Linked DNA regions of Homo sapiens: region 1 is linked to region 2. The links are chromatin loops, found by intact Hi-C in ENCODE. Cell type or tissue: heart left ventricle. All regions are shown on one strand. Links, peaks and the distances in the headings refer to the core of each region. The heading gives the core; the rest is flanking DNA.

Region 1 (2,899 bases), core at 185-2,684, 140 kb before region 2:
CGTGCTGGGAAACATATCATTTTGTTAGAATAGTTTCTAAGCCAAGAATCCAGACGCACTGAATAAGGGCCTAGGGGGCTTTTATCATACACTCTTAGTGCAAAGCCTCTGAGATGTAGGTTTAGGGGCTCAGGGGCTTCTTGGCTCTTGTTGGGTTCCTGGCTGCAGCTGGTAGAGTTGCCTTTTAGGAGTGAGTGACCTCCAGATGGGTGAGGTTTGTGTTGCACTTTAAAAGTACTGATAGTAGATATTCAGAGTGACAGAGTGCCACTAATAGAGATTTTTTTTTTTTTTTTTTTTGAGATGGAGTCACTCTGTTGTCCAAGCTGGAGTGCAATGGTGTGATCTTGGCTCACTGCAACCTCCGCCTCCCAGGTTCAGGCAATTTTCCTGCCTCAGCCTCCCAAGTAGCTGAGATTACAGGCGTCTGCCACCATGCCTGGCTATTTTTAATATTTTTAGTAGAGACGGGGTTTTGCCATGTTGACCAGGCTGGTCTCGAACTCCTGACCTCAGGTGATCTGCCCGCCTCAGCCTCCTAAAGTGCTGGGATTGCAGGCGTGAGTCACTGCACCCCACCGGTTTTTGTATTTTCTATCCACCCTCGTTTTTAATCTTCCTTTGCCATTCCTCCTTTAGCAGCTGAAAGCCAATGGCAGGCACAGAGAATTCTATAACCTGAGCCTTGTTCTCAAGAACCAGAAATCTGAAGGACTTTGCCACAGGCAGTTTATTCATCTGCTTGCAGGCATTTACCAGTTACTGTGCCAGTCCGTTATGCTGGGGCAAATACCCCACTGGCCAAGCCCCCAGGGAGCTCACCAGCTAAGAAGAAGGACTGATCAGTGCAAGGACAGCATCTTAGTGTGGTAACGACTCCAAGAGAAGTCATTTCCAGATACTTCATCCTGCTGCTGGGGGAAGAGAGGCAGGGAAGACTTCTTGGAGGAGGCCAGACCCAGCCTGAGCTGGGTCTTGAGGGATGAATACGGGTTCACTAGGCAGAAAAGTGGGGCCCAGAGAACAGAATACGAGCACAGGCAGCAGGATGGCCAGCCGCCAAGGCCATGGGAACCTGGGGAAGGTTGGCTGCTTTGCTGGAGGAAACCTCCAGCAGCATCTACTGAGGCATCCACCCTTAGAAAGACTGAGGCTGATGAAGGCAAGTGAAGGAAAGGTCCAGGCTGGTCCCTTTTGCCCTCTGTCTGGTTTTCTCTGAGCTAAGATAGTTCTCTCTGGCTCCCTTAAAATCAGGACAGTGGAGCGAAGGTGGGTTTGGGGGCCAATTTCTCCTCCTCTCAGCCATCCCAGGCTTTGCTTTCTTGCCGAGTCTAAACTCTCAGCTGTCGCCCTCGTATTTGCTCAGGGGCCCCTGTTAGGGGGACTGTGCACTTTCATCCAGCTGGACGCCGGAGTTCCCTGGAAGCCGAGAGGGTTAAATCACCAAGCCAGCTGGTGAGCATTAGTTCCCCCCTCTCCAGGCAGTAACGTCAGAGGCTGATGCTGGCGGCAAAGAAGCTGGTGGCAGGAGGAGGCGGAGAGCTGCCTTGAGGCACTCCGGGGGTGGGCTCCTGGCCTGGGACCCTGCCCCAGCAACCCCCAGGTAGGCTGGCTGTGGATGTGTGGGCTCCGGACACCCTGCGGGGACGGCTGCTGTCCACGCCAGTGTGTGGACGTGTGTGCACACCCTGTGTGTCTGTGTTTCTTCTCTTTGTGAGAGTTAGCCTTCTGCTGTGGCAAAAACTTCAGTGGAGAAGGAAAGAGTGAGCGCTGGAGAGGGTAGCTTTTTTTCTAGTGGGAAGGGGACTGACTTCTTTAAACAAACACTCAAGTGTTCCAGTGGCCACGGAGCAGGCAGATGTGGGCCACACTGCATCTTCCAGGGTTTCTCTATGCCACTTGGGGTGCAGTCTTGAGTGGCCAGAGGAGCAGTTTGCTGAGGTGGCTTAAGAACATGTTTTCTCATCTGTCTGTGACCAGGAGGCGTTTCGAAGGGCTTGCCATGTGCCGACTCAGTAACTAGTGTGTGGCCTCCCGGTGGTTTCAGATGCCTTGCCAAGGCCGACCCACCCACCTCCTCGAGGAAATGCAAAAAGTGTTTTCAGGGCCCAGAACACTAAGCCTGGGATGATCTGCTCCTCCCTGACTGGCAGCCTGTCTTGCGTGGGCGGCTGAGCTCGCAGCCACCAGGACCTGATGGGGACAGTGTTTCCTGGGGCCTCTGTACGGGGGAGGTTCTCTCGAGTTGCAAAGGTGCAGATGCGCCAGGAGGGTTCTTGGCCCCTAGGCTTCATGGATAGAGTTTACTAGGACAAGCAAAGGCCTGGTGTGCGATCTGTTTTCCTATTTGACTGGATGTTGGGAGAAAAATGTCCAAATTAGGGATGGGCCCATGGCTCAGCTGAGCAGAACACTGGGTGAACTTCTACTGTGAAAGAAATAGCAGATCCGGCGGACATTTATGGGCGACAGAGAAGGGTAGCTCAGCATTGAGGAGGGAGTTTGGTCTCATTCTGGCCGAGACTGTCAAATCCTCGGATGGGCTTGTAAACCAGCTCCTGGCCTAGCCTCATCAAACGTGAGGATGAGGAAGAGAGAGCCTGGTGGGCCCTGGGGAGGGGACCTGCACTCTCAGTGGGACACCTGGTGACCAGTAAGCCTGGTCCACTGCCCTTCCTCACCCTCTCGTCTTTCTAATAAACAGAGGGGAGGTGCCTGTGCATAGACTTGGGGACTATTACATTGACTCAGAAAGACCCTCTTTTCCCTTTTGCCCCAACCAGTGCTTTACGAGGTTGCCTAAGCCTGTGCTGCGACCCCCAGAGGCAGGTGCAACCCCATTTTACAGATGGGGATGCTGAGGCTCTTCACCAGGGCCGCCCAGCTGGATGGCAGTGGG
Region 2 (2,899 bases), core at 227-2,726:
GTATCTTCATTGTAGGCAGCTCTGTCCACCTGCTGCCTAAGCCCAGGCCCCAGGTTCTCCCAGACCTTTTCCTTGCCATCTCCCATCCATCCCATCCTGTCCCTCAGGCCTCCAAGAGTGGCGTGTCACCCCTCCCGGGCCAGACAGTGACATATCGCCCTCGTAGCACTGCTCCATGGCTGCTGCTCATCCAGCATCCCCATCTTTATCCTCTCCGCCATCCTGCGCTCAGCCCCTGCCACTTCTAGCCCCCTCAGGATAAAATCCAGACTTTAGAACCCCCGTCCAGAGGCCTTCCTCTCCAGCTCATCTCTCTCCACTGCACACTGGTCTTGCCATGCACTGCCCCACATGCAGGTCCCCAGATACCTCCCTGAGCTCATTCCTGCACAGAGTCCTGTGCACGGTGCGCTAGGCCTTCTCCTGAGACCCCACAAGAATCCAGCCCCAGGCCTTTCAAGCCACCAACTAGCTCCACTGCACTAGCGGGACCCAAGGCGCCCCCAACTGGAACTGGCTGGGACTTCTCCTTACGTATGGCCGATGGCCCGCCCTGTCAGGTCTGGGAGCACATCTGGCAAGGAGCAGGTCCTCTGTGTTTGTTGGGTGAGTGAGTGAATGAGTGAATGGCACTTAGAAAAGACCCTGGAATGGAAAGATGCGCTCCAGCTAAGGAAAGAAGCACTCGAGGAATGTAGCTGTTGGCTCACAGGGGACTGGAAGGGGCTGGGGAGCAACTTTGCCTTCCGGGCACTCAGCATTTGGCAGCCCCGGGGGCTGAGCATCTCTGGGAAGCAGCAGAGGAGTGCAGAGGTGAGCTCAGCAGTGGGCGCGAGAGCTCCCAGCCCTCCAGCAGCTGCTGGTTAACTCATCACACCCCACCCGCTGTGCCTTCTCCACCTCCGCCTTGGGAACACATCTGGCTTCAGGACATGGAGGTAACGGGGAAGCATCACCAGATTCCAGAGTCCACCTGAGGAGGGATATCAGTTTCTCCAGCTCCAGTATGGGGTGGGGGTGGGAGCATTTTTCTTATCCATGGATTTCAGGAGCAGATGCCTTCTTTCCCTTTGTTCCCAGTCAGTTACAATCCAAGAAAATCAGAGTAGTCCAGGATTATCTCCTATTTTTATTGCTACTTAATACATTTTTTCCAAAACCAGTTTCAACTAGAACCAGAACCTTCGCTTCACCTTTTAAAAATGCTTTCCGCACTTCCACTTAGCTCCGAGGCCTGTGTGGACGGTTACTCACGTATGTCTCTAAGAGACGCTGAACACAACACCTGGGCTCTCAGCCAGGCGGCTCGGGCTGGACCTGTCTGTGGGGTGTCCCCCGGCCCCTCCCCTCCCGTGAACCATGGGAGCTGGGGAGGTGTTTTCGGTGGGTGCCTGCTCCATGGGTCTGTGCCAGTCCCTCCCGGAAAGCTCCAGACCACACAGCAGAGAATGTGAATGAGCGTTTCCACTAGGTTTCTTTTTGCTCAAATCCTCACTGAGAAAATTGTGTGGGCCATCCCTGGCGCCAGCAGTGCAGCTCAGGAGACCTGTGGAAGGGGCCTGGCTCTCTCTGAGGAATGTGTGTTCACACCAGGAAGCCCCCATACACATCATCTTGAGCATGTGAGCTCTGTGCAGGCGCAGGGGGCCTGGAGAGCTCATGGACAGCCAAGGAGAACAGGCCTTCTCTCTCTGCCTTTCTCTGTCGTTGTGTCTCATGCACACACGCTGGTTGATTCGGCAGGTGTTTATTGGGCACCTTCTATTTACCAGGCTCGGTTCTAGGTCTAGGGACGCAACGCATCATGAGCAGCACACAAGCCCTGCCTTCCTGGTGCCTGAGCTCCAGCGCAGCCCTGTGTGAGTTCCTGGGCGGGACCAAGAATGCCTGTCCCGACCTGACGCCCCTCATACCCCAGCCTCCTTTCTCAGCACCTTCATTCATGGTCCCAGAGGAGGGAGCACTGTAGGGGAGAGAACTTTCCAGAGGTTTTGAATGTCCAGCCAAGGCATGGAGAGGGCTCTGCCAGGCAAGAGGGCGAGCAGGGAGAGGTGGGTGGGAACTCCATGTGGGTCCTCATCCTGCAGGGCCTTGTCCCCAGTACACCGGTTTGCAAACCACCAGCCCAGTTTTTACCTTAGCTGAGTGCCACCTGCACAATTGTGTATTTAGTAATATTTTTTAACAGACTCACCTTTTGGGGTTAAATAAATGGTTCTTCAAATGGAACTTTGTATTTTTTCTGAAATGGAAAACCTAATCCCTGTCTGAAGAGGATGTTCCTGTCTCTGTCTCCATCAAACCTAAAGTAACCTCATCTGGGCCATGTGTGGCCCTACATTTGGGAACACACTGCAGTGGTGGAAGAAAGGCCAGAAGCTAGAGAGGCCTCTACGGGGCTCTTGTGGGATTGGAAAGCCAAGCCCTGCGTTCCTCCCAGGGCACTGAGGCCAGGGTGCCGGCAGGACAGAGGGATTTCCCAGGCTCTGATGAAAACCCACCCTCCCTGGTCTCCCAGTGGTGGGTGAAGGCCCATTTCCTCTTGTTTTTAAAGGGGTCCTGATTTACAGCAGGAAGACAGGAGCGCTGCTGTGTGGGAAGGTGATAGAGAACCAGTCAGGGAACCGAGGTCATCATTCTGCTGAGCGGCTCCCTGGAGAGCGGAGAATTCACTGGTTGTCACCCGGGCCCTAAAATGGAATTTTCTCATGTTATGCTGTTGAATATTGGTGATTTAACGACAGAACAGCCACCCCCTCCCCCTCCACCACATTGAGAAGATTGAGATGTTTCCGACTGAAATGTTGTCTGTTTACTGCTCATACTGCCTCCAAGCCATGCATTTTATTGTCATATTGACACTAATTTGGCTCGGATGTCACCTCCATTCTGACGCCTG

Evidence for each region. A loop is a pair of places that touch in the nucleus more often than their neighbours do. Peaks named below come from ENCODE experiments on the same cell type or tissue, not always from the same donor. Only the 100,000 strongest peaks of a DNase experiment are listed, where the experiment ranks them.
Region 1: a loop joins it to region 2, with 2.1 times the contacts of the local background. A loop is called at or near these places in 2 of 110 quality-filtered maps.

The regions. Positions count from the first base shown.
Region 1 is chr2:120,818,960-120,821,858 of GRCh38, forward strand. The region is part of intron 2 of GLI2 (GLI family zinc finger 2); the gene reads left to right. Among named protein-coding and RNA genes, the nearest start is that of GLI2, 85 kb to the left of the region's middle. RefSeq lists an enhancer at 2,845-2,899. In heart left ventricle, for the core only: no CTCF peak of the experiment used is centred there; a DNase peak (open chromatin) is centred at 1,561; H3K4me3 peaks cover 620 bases.
Region 2 is chr2:120,958,343-120,961,241 of GRCh38, forward strand. The region is part of intron 5 of GLI2 (GLI family zinc finger 2); the gene reads left to right. Among named protein-coding and RNA genes, the nearest start is that of GLI2, 220 kb to the left of the region's middle. RefSeq lists an enhancer at 1,563-2,062. In heart left ventricle, for the core only: a CTCF peak has its summit at 476 (motif pointing left); a DNase peak (open chromatin) is centred at 1,307.